2 separate regions of the Homo sapiens genome follow, and region 2 is linked to region 1. The links are chromatin loops, found by intact Hi-C in ENCODE. Cell type or tissue: GM12878. All regions are shown on one strand. Each heading gives the region's core, and the rest is flanking DNA. Links, peaks and the distances in the headings are about the cores only.

Evidence for each region. Peaks named below come from ENCODE experiments on the same cell type or tissue, not always from the same donor. Only the 100,000 strongest peaks of a DNase experiment are listed, where the experiment ranks them.
Region 2: a loop joins it to region 1, with 2.4 times the contacts of the local background. A loop is called at or near these places in 9 of 110 quality-filtered maps.

Annotation. Positions count from the first base shown.
Region 1 is chr2:43,122,507-43,130,832 of GRCh38, forward strand. LOC105374570 (a long non-coding RNA gene) reads left to right here and starts at 5,890. Exons shown (of 3, transcript XR_940018.3): 1 at 5,890-5,956; 2 at 7,124-7,483. RefSeq lists an enhancer at 4,859-5,359. In GM12878, for the core only: a CTCF peak has its summit at 4,829 (motif pointing right); no DNase peak of the experiment used is centred there.
Region 2 is chr2:42,855,192-42,863,517 of GRCh38, forward strand. No RefSeq gene overlaps it. Among named protein-coding and RNA genes, the nearest start is that of TRI-TAT2-1, 49 kb to the left of the region's middle. RefSeq lists an enhancer at 2,044-2,631. In GM12878, for the core only: a CTCF peak has its summit at 3,952 (motif pointing right); a DNase peak (open chromatin) is centred at 3,940; H3K27me3 peaks cover 166 bases.

The DNA of each region.
Region 1 (8,326 bases), core at 129-8,128:
TGCCATTCATGAGTTCAGACGGTAAAAAAAAATGCCTCCTTATTTTCACTAGGCTCCAACTGAAAGGTAGCCTCTCCTTTCAACATGGACGTAGGAAAAATCTCCAGTTGTATTTGCAGAACCTCAAGCTTTGTCACCAGCCCAGCCAAACTCACAGGCATTTTTAAATCACATCTGAGTTGTTGCAGGTCTTTTCAAATATCATTTATATTATCACCACTTTAAAGTGATCACAATTAAAGTGTCAATAAAGAAGCACACATATTACTACATCAGAGCTGTTTTCTTAATGCTTTGGTAAATGTATTTTAGTAGCATTGGTTTCTTCTGCAGCCCTGTGAATTTTGTTTTACACATTTGAAAACATTATTCTGAGAAGGGGTCCATCCATAGGCTTCACCACATGCCCATGGGGTTTATGCTACGTGAAAGGTCAAGTCCTAGAATTCTCACACTCTTCAGTAGAAAATCACACCCCTAAATGTGTCCCTCTCCACTAGTAATTATGCTTTTGGTGTTCTCCTGATTGAGAAAAAGTTTTAATAGCAACAGCCATTATGCAATGCTTGCCTTGAAACAAATGTGCATTTTATTCATTACAGTAGTATCTCCTAACATTTGAAAAACAGCAGCCACATCAGTAGGAAAGCTGTCCTAAGCCAGTCTGGTTCCCTGGCCCCACCATTCAGGTCCACTGAGTTAGACCATGTGGATCTACTAGGCAGAGGCCTTGGGCCTCAGATTGAGTAAGCCCCATGCTCCCGGCACGAGGCTGAGCCCCAGGAATCACTCAACAGGCATGAGCTGACTGGAGCTGCCCTGAATTTGCTGGCCAGGGTGGAACATGGCCGGCTGGGTCTCCTTACTTCTCCCCCAGCCTCTTAGCCCATTTGGCGCTAAGTTGCCAGACTTTGCAAATAAAAATAAGAATGCCAGGTTAAATTTGAATTTCAAACAAATAATGAATAATTTTTAGTATAAATATGTTCCATGCAATATTTATGACATACTATACTAAAAAGTTATTCATTGTTTATCAGAAACTCTATGCTCTAGGAGCCTGTTCCCAGAGAAGTCCTTGCCAGGACCAGCAGAAGCTGTGCCGAAACCCAGATTCTCTGCTGAGACTTCTACCTCTGCCCCGGGTCTGGCCGCGGAGAGACACCATTCAGGGTAGGGAGTAGGGCCAGGGAGGTGCCCAACAGCAGCCCATAGCCCCCACGGCCCACACTTCAAGCCATGCCCCACCCCTGGCTAGGTCTCAGATCCCCAGCCGTAAAATGAGAGAACTAGTCCAGGGTGGAACTCTAAACTCCATCGTGGCTCAGAATTAGATTTAATAACCCGATAGTCTTTACTGCAGGAAAGAATCTTTAACTTCCACTAGCATGAGGAGGATGTTTGCAGACCCAGAAGGCCTCCACACTCAGCCCTCCTGAAGCAGCAGGCCTGTGCTACCTCCATTCACGTCAGCCCTGGAGCCCCCTCATGCAGCAGAAGCTCCCACAAATCAGCCCACCACGGCACTGTTAGAAAGGACCCAAGGGCCAGGTACCCACACACAGCAGCAGAAACACAGATGCACTCAGCTGGGGAGCAGGGGGGCAGAGAAACCCAGAGGGGTGTCAATGCAGAGAAGCCCTCACACACACGGACCGAGAAGCATTCCTACATGGTGCACACCCGGCACACACGTGCCCTCACCCAGAGCATGCATGCATGCCCCACACAGACACACACCCAGACGGTGCAGACCACACTCCTGCACCCTCACACACTCACCACACATGATCTCACACACATTCCCCGAAAGCAACAGGAACACAGCCAATCTCAGCTGCATCCCCAGCCACCCCACATCTGTGGTCCTCATCCTGTACCCCAAATGTCCAAGGTGTTCCTGGGCTAAACCTTCTCCCAACTGCCTCTGCAAGCTGCTTGGAGGGCGGTGGGGTTGTGGGGAAAGCCAGGCAGTGCTTTGTTTTTCACATCAGGCTAAAGCAATAGATCACCTGAAAGTTGGATTCTGGAAATCAAGATGTTAACTTGAATGGTGATGATGATGACAACAGCAGCAGCAAAAGCCACACTTGCCAGCACCCACTGAGCACAATCTATGCCCCAGCAACCACGCTAAATGCTTAACATACATTCCCTCATTCAACCCTCACAACAATCCATAACGTAGGAACTGATACTTTGCTCATTTATAGATGAGGAAGCTGAGGCTCGGAGGAGTTCAATGTCTCTGTGGAGATTCCAGCATCTGACCCAGGGCCAACTCCAAAATGTAGCCTTACCTGCAGAGCCGCACGATAGGACCCAGGGATGTTTCAGCCCAGTCGCGGTGCAGCCAGTGTGCACAGGCACATGCGCGCACACACACACACACACCCCACTTGCAGAAGGGGCTGCTTGGGCAACAGTTTCCTTGTGGAAAGTGCTAAAAAGGCCTTGACTGGCAGAGAGGCTTATTCTCCTCCAAGGCCAATCCTTTCCTGGTGAGGTGTGGACCCCAGATAGAGCTCTCCCCCATAAGGCAGGTCTGTGAGATCCGGAGAGGGAGGTGCTCCAGGTCCCCTTGATAACCAGAGACCAGGTTATCTCTGAGAGGACTGAGAGGATATCAGTGGGCTCACTTTCCCCTGCCCTCTGTGTGGACCCCTGCCCCAGAGAGCCAGAGCTAGGCCCCTGGTGGCACAAGAGGTTTTCACACCAGGAGAGTGCCACCTCCGCTCTGCAGCCAAGCGCCCTGCGCCACTCGAGCCCACCCCAGGAGGGCACAGAGACAGCCCCTGAAGAGCCCTCAGAGAGGCCCGTCTCAGGGTGACCAGCCTCTGGGACATTCTTAACCCCAACCAAAGTGGGGCCACCCTGTGGAGCCTCCACCTCTGCATGGGGGCCTGGCTAACAGCTGCTCCCAGCTGGAAGTTCTTTATGCGCCCCCACCCAGTCAGTCCCCAGGAGACGTGAAGGAAGCTTTGATGGAACCTATCAAAGCATTCTTGTTCTCACAGCTGTTTCCCGGAAGGGCAATTATAGCCACAATAACCCTACACATCTGGTGAAGGGGCCCAAAGCCGGTACTCTACCCTCAGCTCTGCTGGAGGGGTCCTGCCCATCAGCAGAGGGAAAAAGGACTTGTGCACATCAGAGACTCAGTTTAGAACCCTAAACCATTAGAACTGGAAGGGGCCACCCTATCCCCATTTTACAGATGACTAAACTGAGGCCAAGCCTGTACCCAAAGAGCTCCTCACACAGAGCCCTCTTCCCCCACGGACTCCCTCTCTAGACAGACCCTGGCTCCTCCTCCTCTAGCTCAGGTGGGCCTCCACTTAGACACTACCAGCCCAAGAAAGGCCGTGGGAGGGACCTGGGACTGCGATGGTCATATGGAGGGGAGGCTCCTGCTCTGTCTCCTTCAGAGGGATGATTTGCTCCTGCCTGAGCCATTGCCTCTTCTTGGATGCTATATTTATACCTCAATCTATGAATTTATTTCAATCAGGATTTCTAACCTGGGCACTGCTGACATATTGGGCTGGGCAGTTCTTTGTTGGGGTTGGGGCTGGCCTGTGCATCGTGGGGTGTCACAGCATCCCTGACCTCCATCCACTAGATGCCAGTAGCACCGCCCCCTCCCCAAGTTGTGACAATCAAAATTATCTCTAGACATTGACGAATGTCCCCTGGGGACAAAACTGTGCCCAGTTGAAAACCACTGACTTAAATGGGCTTCAGTGAGCATGTTGAGACTGTCCCCTGGGTCTTCCCAGGGGTGCAAGGAAGAAGGTGCCATAGATCTTCCTTCCTGAGGCGTGGAGCATCTACTATGGGCAGATGGGATAAAGCAGCGTGTGTCAGGAAATCCTGCGCAAGTCTAAAGCTGGGAAAAACCACAGAGGCTGAGATCCAGCAAGGCAGGCTTCCTGGACAAGGTGAAATTCCACTGGGGACTTATGTAGGCAGTTGAGGGAGAAGGGATTTTGAGGGGAAAGTCTCAAACACAGTAAGCAGAGCCCAGGATGTGGGATGACTGGGAGAGCATCCTGGAAGGATGGCACTGCTGGCTGGATTTTAATCTGGTGTGGGGGGGGGCGGGGTGTCTGTTTGCCTCAGCTGCCTTCCTCCCAGAGCAGGTCCCTGAGCCCAGGGAGCAGGGAAGACACTGAGGAGGAAGGAGGGAAGGGGGATGGTAGGGTAGGGGATAAGGGCATGTCTGAGATCCCAGAGGGCCAGTTACGGGCTTCTCCTCCCAGAATCCCCAGCACCCAATACAGAACCAGCCTAAGGAAAAGCTGAGATGATGAAGCCACCGACTTGAAGAAAAGGTCCGACGGAGAAGAAAGGCACCTGGGATCCGGAGGGCTGGGAGCACCGCCACTGATGCCAACGGGGGCCCAGCCTGAGGGCGAGCCAGGGACCTTACCAGCCCCAGCCTGATTTCCCAGGGTCTGTCCTTGCCCGATGTCCCTCCCTCAAAGTCCATGTGGGATGGGAGCGGGGTGGGGGCAGCCCTAATCAAGGGATGGCTGCTGGACTTGGAGCTGACCACTGGCTCCCTGGCAGGCCTTAGACCTTCCGCAGAAGGATTTCAGCAGGTTCCTCAGAGCAGAATGGTATGCTCCTTGACCTCGGGAGCTCCCTTCTCAGACAAAAGCCCCGGTTCCCCACGCCCCGTCTGGGCTCCCTGAGGCCTGGCTGCACGTCCCTCCTCCGATAGGGCTCCCTGAGGGCAGGGTCCGCTCCTTCCGCGTGGTCCCTGCGGGGAAACGCCGTGTGGGGCTGGGGCTGCCCACAGGGAGCTTCTGGGCCGGCTAGCCAGCAGGGGGCGCTGTGGACTCAGACACGCGGCTCTGGCCAAGGATGGGAGGCGGCTGGATGGATGGTGAGGTCTCCCTACAGCAACTCTTGTCATATCCCCCGCCCAGCCAGGCTCTCCTGCCTTGCACACAGCGAGGTCTCCACCTCCTCACAACTTCCCAGCCCAGCCCCATTGTTCTCCCTGTCCTCTGGCTGAGGAAGCAAGAGAAGCAATTATTATGCCCATTTTGCAGATGAGGAGACTAAGGTCATTCAGATGCCAAAAGAAAGGCAGAAGGGGCAGCAGCAGGGCAGAGTGGATAGCATCTGGACTTTGGAGCTAGAAGCCACTGGTGTACTGTGTGCCACCTCAGCGGCTCAGTCCCCGTGTGGTTGCAGCAACCCTTGGGGCCTTATTGAGCAAAGCACTGCAGTTGCAACCAGGGAGAGGAGTGCGGCAGCCCACACAGTCCCCGGCTGAGAACGAGTCTGACACTGGACCCTGCCGCCGGTGTGGACAGCACTGGGTCCTGGGGAGGAAGTGCTGCAGAGGGGAAGAGGCGGCCTCGCCCAAGCCCTCTGCTGGGTGGAGATCACAGACAGCCAGAAAGGGGGAAGAACAGGAGGACTGTGCTGGAGAGACCTGGTCCCTCTGCACTTTCTCCCAGGTCCTAGCAAGTCATCAAAACAGCGGGTGCCGCATGGACGCCCTGTGCTGCCCTTCACGGTGTGCCAGGCCCAACCACCCACCCTGGGAGGCAGGTTATGTTATCCTCCCATTTGACAGATGAGGAAAGGAAGACCGAGAGAGAGAAAGTCACTTGTCCGAGGTCCCCAGTGGGAAGTGGGTAAAACGGGATACCCACACCCAGGTCTGCCTGGTATGTAGCCACAACATAGGGTTGGTGGAGCTACAGTCTAGGTAGAGAGAAGAAGGCCCTGTCTGTGGCCAGGGTCGGGGCTGAGTCTGTAACTGGGAAGGCACCCCAGGGAGGAGCATGCTCAGCAGGAAGTGGACAGAGTAGGGGCATGGAGGAAGGAGCACCAGCCATGTGTCTCCAGTCAGGAAAGCCTCCTGGAGGAGGCAGTGAAGGGGGAAGAGGAGGAGAGGAGGGCCTTGCCAGCAGCCTGAGCACTGGTAATGAAGCAGGTAGGCCCAGCTGTTTCCAGATGCACATGGTCTGCACCCAGGAGGGTCAGAGCATGAAGCTGGAGGGGCAGGCAGGGAGACACTGAGAGGGGGGCACCATGGCATCAGAAAAGAGCCCCTGGCAGCTGTGCGAGGATGGCCTCGGAGTTCTGATTGGTTCCGCTGGCTGTTCTTAAGGAAAGAGATGAGGATCTAAATTACTATAGAAACTGAGGGGTGGAGAGGAATGAGGAAGAGGGGATGAAGCCTTAAGACACCAAAGCGTTAGAACTCACCAGATGAGAGGGCCAATAAGATGCCCTGGACAGAAGGAGTGGTCAGGGGTGGCTCAGCCTCTGGTGTGGATGATGGCTTACAGTGTGACTGTGAGCTAAGATGTAGCATTCAAGTGGAGGAATGTGCTGGTGAGAGAAAGACAAGTTTGGTTTGGGACAAATGAGTGTGAGGTATGTATGGGCTATGGAAGTGGACGGGAGCTTTGAGCTCAGAGTTAAAGAGGGATAAGGGGTCAGGACAGGAGTGGTAGTTCTTTGTGAGGCCGAGGCGGGAGGATCACCTGAGGGCTGGAGTTCAAGACTAGCCTGGCCAATATGGTGAAACCCCATCTCTAATAAAAATACAAAAATTAGCCAGGCACATTGGTGCACACCTGTAATCCCAGTTACTCAGCAGGCTGAGGCAGGAGAATCGCTTGAGCCCAGGAGGCAGAGGTTGCAGTGAGCCAAGATCATGCCACTGCACTCCAGCCTGGGTGACAGAGTGAGACTCCATCTCAAAGAAAAAAAAAAGAGGAATAAGGGCTCAAACTAGAGCTGAAGTCAGGCTGTACACTTCAACTGAGGGAAGCCATCAGGGTGGACTAGAATTTGAGCTTAGTCTGCAATCAAGTAGGGAAGTACAACAGAAAGAACACCCATTAACTCTGGTTAGGTTGTATTCTAGAACTTGGAGAAGGAGCCAAGGGTCTGAGCAGACCACAGGCCGAGTTCAGCAATGGTGCCAATCACTCTCAAGGCGTGCAGTTCCCTAGAAGCATTCATAAGAACTCAGCTCAGGACTTAAAGGGACCCTATCAGCTCTGAGGCCAGATGTTGTCAACTGACCTTAAATCATTGAGGTGGGATCTCTTCTCTGAAATGTTCCCTCTCCCCTTTCCCTTCTCTGCAGGGCCCCAGCCTCTTGGCTGGCCAGTGAACACTTCCAAGAACCTTCATACTTAATACCTCTATCACTCCTCCACTCAACAGGTGAGGAAACATCAGTCCAGTGAGAGTGGCATGTGTGGGGAGGAGCCCAGGCTTGCTCTGACCTCTCTCTGGGGCCCCCCACTCCAGAAGGTTGGAACAGCATTCTACAGCATTCCAGGATGTGGAGGGGGCAGCAGTGTTTGTGTGCAGAGTGGCGAGGCCGACCTCCGATGAGCTTCCCGTAGGAAGGGTGCAGTGGGGGGTGCTCACCCTGCCCAGGGATGCTATCTGCTCCAGGACTTGTTTATCAGCCCACGGGGTGATCGGCATGACATCAATGGTGAGGTTTTTTGGGTTTCGTGGTTTTGTTTTTTTCTTTTTCCTTCTAAGGAACAATTCGTTTTGGTCAAATAACTAGAGCAAAAGTGACTGGTGTTTAGACACCTCTTTCCCCAGCCTCTGGCAGTGCCATTGGAGGAACCGTCCCCTGAGGGTCATAGAGGAAGCTGTCTGGCAGCTCAGAGGGTTGCCTCTTGTCCCTGCCCAGCCCCACCGGCTTCCCCTGGCTGCCTCCCTCACATGCCAGGCTTGGGCAGCTTCCCATCACAGACCGAGGTCCAGCCAGAGAGGCCTGTGCTCAGCCCCTCCCTGGGGCCTCTCAGTCTCCCCTCTCTGCTGTCCCGCTCAAATGGTGGGGAGGGGGTAGAGTAGGACAATTCAGAGAGAGGAACTAATCCCCTCCCTCATCCCACTGGGATGCAGAGGAGGAGGCCAGGCTGAAAGGGAACCACACACATCTCCAGTCACTTCTGTCATTGCTATACTGACCCTACAGCACTTCCCATGTGCCACTGGGCCTGCAGGTCGGTATTGGCAAGGGTGAAGGTGAGGGGACGCAAAAGGGAATGCTAGGCTGTGGCGGGGAAGGGCTGGCCTGGGCTCCCAGGAGGTGAGGGGCTGAGTCCCAGGTCATGGTGGCCGGACACAGAGGCGGGTAGAAGGCCAGCAGGGCTGCCCCATCTGAGCCTGGGAGAGCCTGGGAACCCAAAGGCCCATCACAGAGGCTCGGAGGCAGCTGTGTCCACGCGAGACAGAACTTAGGCTGGACTTGGGGGTACAACCCCAGGATAAACTTGGACACATTGAAGGGCAAGCAGCTTGGCCTCTGTCCAACAGGAAACCC
Region 2 (8,326 bases), core at 97-8,096, 270 kb before region 1:
TGAGTGGGGAAATGGCTGAGGCCTGGGGAGTAAAGCAGGCAGAACTGAATCCATTTCACATTTGGGACATTCTTGAGGCCTCCTTTCTGTGTTTGGGTTCCCCTGACCTAAGAGCACCGTGTCAGCCTAAGACAGCTCCCTGCCCACAGGCCAACTGGCCCAGATGGACCTGGGGGACAGAAGCCAGGCCCTATGCTAGCCTGGGTCCCAGCCCCCATTCACACCCTACCCAGAGTGGCCCTGGCCTCTCCAGTGGGCTTCGGGGTATCTTATTCCCTGACACAAAAAGTGGCATCTCTCCCTGGTGTGGGGATTATCCTGGTGGGCAGAGGCAGAAACCCCTTGAATAGGAACTTAGCCAGTCCAGGTGAGCGTGTGAATGCCTGTGTGGCCCAGCTGGGTGTGAACACAAGTGTGAGTTCTGTCCAGTTCTTGCAAGAGAGTGGGGGACCCTGTCCAGCCTGGGTGTGTGACAGTGTGGTGTGTGTGCGCACACAGCCTGGCCTGAGTGAAGAAATGTGAATGTGGACACAGCTCGGGGCCCTCCAGATTGGTGGCCCGGCCCACGGAAACTGTCCTCACAAAGGCCCGCATCCACTGGGGAGGGCTGCCTGGCCTTCCTCAGTGGGTAGACACTGGTTAGGCCTGTGGCAAAGCCCTCTGGCCTGGCCACACACAGGCCTTGTGTGAGTGGTCTCGTGGCAAAGGAGTGAAGGAAAGGGGTGGATTATTCTAGCCCGTGAATGTGGGGCCGGGACACTCTCTGCCCACTGAACAAATGCAGTAGGAACTGGTGCTCCGAGGCAAAGACATATCGGAAAAGTGTGTAAGCGATCGGAGTGCGGCCAATTCTCCCAGAATCTCAAAGGGCAGGTGGCCTACATCTCTACCATGTCAGTTTCAGGGCTCCGAGGACTTTGATTTGCTGCTAACTTTGTGACATCTTTAAACATTTTTTTGTCAGTAGCTTCTTCTCTAGAGTGTCGATGGGAGTGAGCAGGGGAGCCACAGGGTGAGGGGTGAGGGGAGGGGGACGCTGGCCTGGGGCCTGGACGGGCATGTGCCTCTTGGAAGAAGCCATGGCCACTTCCTTGGGACCAGGGTCTGCACACACATACAGAGTTGTGGGGCCCGTGGACGGTGGGTATGGCGGAGCATGGAGAACCCCTGACCTCTGCACTCACCTCCCACCTCCTGGGCGGTCACGCCCTGCTCAATCATCCGTCCTAGGAAGCGGATAGAGTCTCTGGAGAGAGTCCAGGGGATTGGAGCCACACAGTGGGGAGCACACCAGCTAAATGAAGGTGACTTGTGCTGACCCTTCAAAGGCTGAAAGCCAGGAGAGCCACTGCCTTGGATAGAGAATCTTGGGGCCTGGCTCCCATTTCCTCTGTTTGGGGTCTATGGCTACCTTCATTCAAGTCATCGCCCCCTCCCTTTACCCTTCAGGCTCCACCCTCTCCCTGCATCTGAGGTGTCCTTCCTCGCTCAAGCCTGGGTTGGAGGGATCACCCCCTTTCTCCCTCCACCCTGTAACCACCCTGCTTGTTGAGACGTGGCTCCATCTCTGGGCCACACGCTTCCCATTCTCTTTAGTCTAATGTTTCCCTGGTTATACAGCTTATTCATGCTAATTGTAGGAAGCACGGGAAATTCGGAAAACATAAAATGAGGAGCAAAGTTAGGCCTAGACCCGGCACTTAGAGATACACACTTGCCCGTCTGGAACATTCGACAGTTGCGGGGTGCCCCTGACTTGTAACAGCACTTCCTACCCTCAGCACGTTGGTATTCTCACTCAGCTCTACGAAGTGGCAGCTGCCGCCACTCATTTTTCCTTTTCACAGCTGGGGAAGCTGAAGCAGAGAGCTGCGGCCACTTGTCCCGAGGCGCATCGTCTCAGGCTCCCCAGCACACCGTCCACTGTTGCCTTGCACCCTACCCCATGCCATGGCCTGCTGCCTGCGCTGGGGCCGGCAAGCCTCCCTGCATGGTGGGCACCCTTCCTAGTCCCCTGCCTGCACCTGGTCTGACTTGTGGGCTGGCTCTGAGCTTCACCCATCTCCCTGGGGCCACTGCAGCCAGGATGGGGAAGGGCGGCACATTTCAACGGCGTGCCTCCTGGAAACCACATCAAATGGTGCAGCTAGGAATTAATAAATAAACTTGGGAGACAAGTCAATTACCCTCTCCCTGTGCCCCTGTCCCCCAGGGGCAAACAGTGGCATGTGGTTCCCGGCCTCAGCATGCCTTCCCGGGGGCAGGCCTAGTGCTGCAGCTGGCTTCTGTCAGATTAGCTGGGCGAGATGCAGCAGGCCTCTGTCCTCTGGGGAAATGGATCCCTTCCTGGGAGGTGGGGACGGCATTCCCGGGTTACTCTGTTACTGCCCTCTTCCTGCACCCGTCCGTGTCTCACTGTGTTCATGGTGCCCAAATCACTGCCCTCCCTAGTCCCCGACACAAACGCTTCTGGTCAGCCGTCATAACGTCTGCAGCTCCGTCCTCAGAGCTGGAAGCTGACATTACTGAGACTCCAGTAAAGGTCCACACTGCTTAGTGTCGTCAACTCATCAGAACTAGCATTATCATTTAAAAATCAGAGGGACTACTTGATGCTTTTGAAAACATTTATTTATGGCTGGGCGTGGTGGCTCACACCTGCAATCCCAGCAGTTTGGGAGGCGGAGGCAGGAAGATGGCTTGAGCCCACACGTTCGAGACCAGCCTGGACAACACAGAGAGCCCCATCTCTATAAAATAAAACAAAAGTAATAAAGAAAAATAAAAAAGAAATAGCCGAGTGTGGTGATGCATGCTAATCCCAGCTAATCAGGAGGCTGAGGTGGGAGGATCGCTTGAGCCCAGGAGTTCAGGGCTGCAGTGAGCCATGATCGTGCCACTGCACTCCAGCCTGAGAGACCGAGCAAGACCCTGTCTCAAAAAAGAAGAAAAGAAAAGAAAGGAAAAGAAAACATTTATTCACTCAGCAAATTCTTAACAATGCCTGCTTTGTGGCAGAGTTTTTTCTAGGTGGCAGAGATACAGAGACAAGAGACGCAGCCCTGCCCCATAAGGAGCTTACAGTTGTGTGGAGAAGTCAGACAATACAGCTACCATATGGGGCACTTCGGGGGGAAGGAGGGGGACCCAGCACAGTCTAGAGGGCTCCCCAAGGGGCTTCCTGAGTAGCTGATGCCTGAGCTGCATTATGAGGGACAAGTCATGGGGGCTGGAGGGTAGGATGGTGACTGCTGTTCCAGATGGAGGGGACAGCTCTGCAAAGTCTCAGAAGGGGAGTGAGGTGAAGGGGGAGAGCTGTGAAGGCACTGGCCTGGCTGGAACTTGGGTGTGGAGGGAGCAGGGTGAGAGCAGAGGCTGGGAGTGGGGACACGGCTGTGAGGGCCTGAGCTATATGTAACTGTTACAGAGTTGTGTCTTAGGGGTGTGTGTGTGTGTTGGGGGTGGGGGGGTCGGAGATGGAGTGGCCACATAGACTTCTTTCTTCCTTTAAGTTTTGAAAAAAGTGATGGGATTATGGATTCTTTCCAACTGTGTGTGTGTGTGTGTATATATTGGGGGTGGGGTTTTTTTTTCTATGTAGAAACTAAGAAATTAGCAGTCTGACAAATATCAGAACAGTATCAGGAAAGAATGAGTCCTCTTCTGACATTTACTGTCACTGAATTTTCTATGGTTGTATTATATAGGCATGTCCTTTAGATCAACCATTCTCAAGTTTCAGTGTGAATGACCACTGGGGACATTTACTGAAAATCTGGGTGTTTGGGATTTGTCCTGGAGATTTTGATTCAGCAGGGCCCAGCATTGTGCATTCTTCAACAAATTCTCCTGGATTATGTGGAGTCAGTTTCTACTGCTTTGATAAACTCATTCCGAGAGCCTGATTATTTCCTCTTGGGGAATTTGCTGGCAATTCAAGAGTCTACCACCAGATGGCAGTGGTGCTTTGTGATGGATCTAGGCAAAGCCAGTTTTCTACAGGGGGATAGTTGTTGAACAGGCAGTTCTCCTTTATTGCAAGAATGTACAGAAAATAACTCTTTTAGATAATTTCTAAAATAATTTGATCACGAAATCTTAGATATAGGAGCTTGTTTTAAAGTTAAATTTACCCTTCAAACATTACAGCTGAGCTTTCCAATATGGTGACCACTAGCCATGTGTGGCTTTTGAGCACCTGAAAAGTGGTTAAATTGTGATGTGCTGAAAGTGTCATAAACACATTGGCTTTCATTCTTTAGAAGTTCCTATGACTTAAAGACATAAATAAAAAAATTAGCTTTCAAAAGCAAAAAAAGTCTTATTAATATGAAGATTGCATGTTGAAATATTTTGAGTTGAGTTAAATAAAAGTTTATTAAAATTCATTTCGCCTGTCTCTTTTTCCTTTTTAAATGTGACTACTAGAAAAGTTTAAATTATATGTGTCTCATATTCTATTTCTAATGGACAGTGCTGCATTGAAATAATCTAAATTAATTTCTTCATTTTTGAAAGTGAGAGAATCGAGGCCTCAAGTTTGATGGAAAACTGCTGGATTTGAAGTCAAAGACCTGTATTTAAGTTCCAGTTCAAACACTGACTTCATGCCTCTGGGCAAGCAATATACCTTCTCTTAGCCTCCATTTCATTGTCTGTGAAAAAGGGATAATTACAGCAGCCTTACTTAAAAGAGTTACTTAAAAGACCAAGTGAGAGAATGTGTATAAAGGAAGTTGTGTAAACTTCGAAGCATCATAAAGGTATGAAATTACTATTGTTGTGGTTACTGATAATGACTAGAACTCAGGCCAAATAAACTCTACAAGTCATGAAAGCATTCACCGTGTGAAAGTCACTGGATTGGGCACTTCTAGACTGTTAGGAATTTATAGCTGACTTGAGGAGTTGCTACTTAAGCTCACGAAATGGAAAATGACAATGCAATACACGATAAAAACAGTGATTCAAATAAGAAATGGAAAGTTTGTCCCAAGGCATATATGGTTAATAGTGAGTGTTACTGCTTTTTCTTTCTAAAGTAAGCATTTATTGAGCTGGTACAGTAGGATTGGAAGGTTGGGGTTGGGAAGAGGGAGTAATGAAAATGATGAACATGTTTTCTCTGTTTACAAAGAGGTTTGCCATCTGAGTAGAGGAATGAAGGCAGACACAGAAGACATGAGCGACTGAAGACCCAGTGTGGAAGCTGCCAGCCTTGGTACTTCCAATAACAGCACTGGAATTAGGCATATGTGACAGGGCTGCCAATTCCTGACCAACTCTCAACTCTCCTCTGCTATATAGAATCTCAACTCGTTAGGGTTGGCAATTGGCCCAGCTAAAATACTTCATTTTCTAGTCTCATCTTGAAGCTAAGGATAGCCACATAATTCAGTTCTGGATAATGAGGTGAAGCATGAGTGGTTGGGTTGAGCTTCTAGCAAAGTTCCTTAAAAGGTGGACATTCAGCTAGTGCACACACCAGCACCATTAACCTTTCCTCTTGCCTGGACTATGGATGTGATGGTGGTAACTTCAGCAACCATTTTGTGAGCATGAGTTCAAAAGTCATACCCTATAGTAGCAGAAGAGAAGGCCAGGATGAGCCCAGGATCTGGACAACATCGTGGAGATGCTGGGCTGCCCTGAATTTCCAGCCTTTGACCTTTTCATCATGTGACAGAAAAATGAGTTCCTCTTTTGTTTATGCCTCTGTGATCTGGGTTTCCTGTTCTATGCAGTCATTCCAATTCCTGAATGCCATTGAACATATCGTGCATATATCAAGGCTCTTGAGTTCTGTGTACCTATGGCAGGAAGAAAGTGAGAGGATTGTATTGGGGTCTGGGGCGAGAAGGTCACATGAGAAGGATGGGGCTACTCTTAAGCCCCATTCCAGCAGGTTGGGTGGTGGTGAAACATCCTTCCTTCCTTAGGAGGACGAGGACGGCAACTGATCTAAGAATCCCGAAGAAGGAGAAAACAGAAATATCACAAGGAGCAAAATTAGGAGAAGTGGGTTGTAGGCACTGAGTGGTGCCAGCCCACCCTACTTCATAGCCCTTCTGTAGAAGGTGAAGTAAGGGGAAAATTAATTGGCAACACATGTGGATTTGAATTTTCTATTTTTTTCAACAAATTTGACTAAAAAATTAAAATTTAAAATCTAAAAAATTTAAATTAAAATATTTTTAAAAACTTATGGTTGGCAGCATGCACCTGGACCCTGCCTTGGCCTTGCAGGATCCAGGGATGGGTGCCTGGAGTCCTCGGTTGGGGAGGCAGGGAATACCCTTCTGGACCTGGGCTTGGAGGGTCTACCCTGTCCAGCCTCCTACCCTTGGCCTCCTGGGATGTCCCTGCAGGGCTGCCCCTGTCTTCTTCATCTGTGCCCTCGAACTCTCCTCTCTCTGGCAGTGTTAGTGAGATGCCTTGTTCTATTCTGCTGTGTCTTTTTTAGTTTTCCTTTGTGTTTTCCTCTAGATTTCTCTTGATTGGCCCCAGCCCTGGTTGGTGCCTGTCTGCAGACAGGGCAGGTAGGGCTGTGGGTTCGAGAACTCCTCTATGTCCCTGGGTCCAGGGCCCTGGAGAAACCTGTACCCACTCCTCCCCACAGGAGCTAGTGGTCGCTGGGACCTGGTTCCAGATTTGGCTGTAGCCTCTGAAATGCGGGCAGAGGAGGAGGGTCCCAAGGGACTTGTGCTTTCTGTGGGTCGTGTCCCCACCCCCCACCCTGCCTAGCCTCATCCTTATATTTAATTACTTGAACAAGCTCTTTCTCATACCCCATCTCCCCCACCCCCCGCTGCCCAAAAAAACCCCCCAAAACCCCTTGTGGTGAAAAAACACACAGTAACACTTAGCATCAGTAACATGTATCATTTTAACCTTTTTTTTTTTTTTTTTTTGAGACAGAGTCTTGTTCTGTCACCCAGGCTGGAGTGCAATGGTGTGATCATGGCTCACTGCAGCCTCCACCTCCCAGGTTCAGGTGATCCTCCCACCTCAGCCTCCCGAGTAGCTGGTACTACAGGCATGCGTCACCACACTCAGCTAATTTTTGTGTTCTTTTTTTTTTTTTTTGTACAGATGAGGTCTCGCTATGTTGCCTAGGCTGGTCTTGAACTCGGGCTCAAGTAATCCTCCCTCCTCAGCCTCCCAAAGTGCTGGGATTACAGTCATGAGCCACTGCGCCTGGCTTATCTAAACCATTTGAATGGATTTCTTTTTACTGTTTCCTAAATCCTGTTTCCTTGCAGCCTTCCACCTCAGAGGCTGAGCCATGAGACTGACTGCCACAGGAAAGGAAAGGAAGGTAGCCATCTTTAGGCTCAGAGCTGACTTCCTTGACCTCACTATTGAGATACTGGTGGGGAAACTCAGGCTTTGTGGAAAGAGCAGGGGATTTGCTAACAGAAATCTTCCTGTAACATCTTGAGGGCCAGGCCTGGTCATTTAGAGAACAGAGTTCACCACAACCCAGGTAGGAAGGAGGTGTGTTGGTCTGGTTGAGGGGCCACTGAGGGCAGGGGGGACTTGTTCTATCTCACGGGGGGCCTGGAGAAAGCCACCCTGAGGTCAGCCCTCCAGCACCCACTGTCGGTGGCCAACTCAGATTGTAGGCAGCAGCTCAGTGGGGTTGGGCCGAGGCGGGCCCTGAGGTTCGCGTTCTCCAGCTGCCCTGGGTGTCTGCATGTGGATGGGCTCTGGAATGTCCATGTGAGCCCCCGGGAGGCTGGGAATTGGCTGCGAGTTGGGCTGAGAAGCTTTCCTCTCGGGGCTGGAGCAGCAGGGTCACAGGACCCATACCTAAGCATCCCGGGACTGACCACCTACCTACACTGAGCATCACAAGCGAGGCACAGCCAGACCTGAGGGCCCCTGTAGGTGACGTGAGGCCTCTGCCCAAGACAGAGAAAGCAGGATGGGGTTCTCTGGCTGTGGACCACAGGCAAGTAGACAAGAGACACTGCTTTGGAGATGGAGGATTAGGAGGAGAACAAGGTCCCATGTCATGCAGCTTTTGCTAGGTGAGGCTGCAGTCACAAATGGCCCTGTATTGCTATGTCCTAAAACATAGCAGTTTATTTCTCACTCATCTTACATGTTGGTGGCTGTAGTGGGAGGGGGCTCTGCTCCCCATGACTGAAGGAGCAGTTCCCATCTGGGTCCTGCCCTTCCCAGGGCAGGGGAAAAGAGTAGGAGAGTGGGCAGAGGCCAGCCTTGTGTTTTAGTGCATCTGCTGGGACACGGCCTATGTCCTATGCTCTCACCTGCCATTGGCCGAGGCTGGGCATGTGGCCAGTTCAGTCGTGTGGGGAAG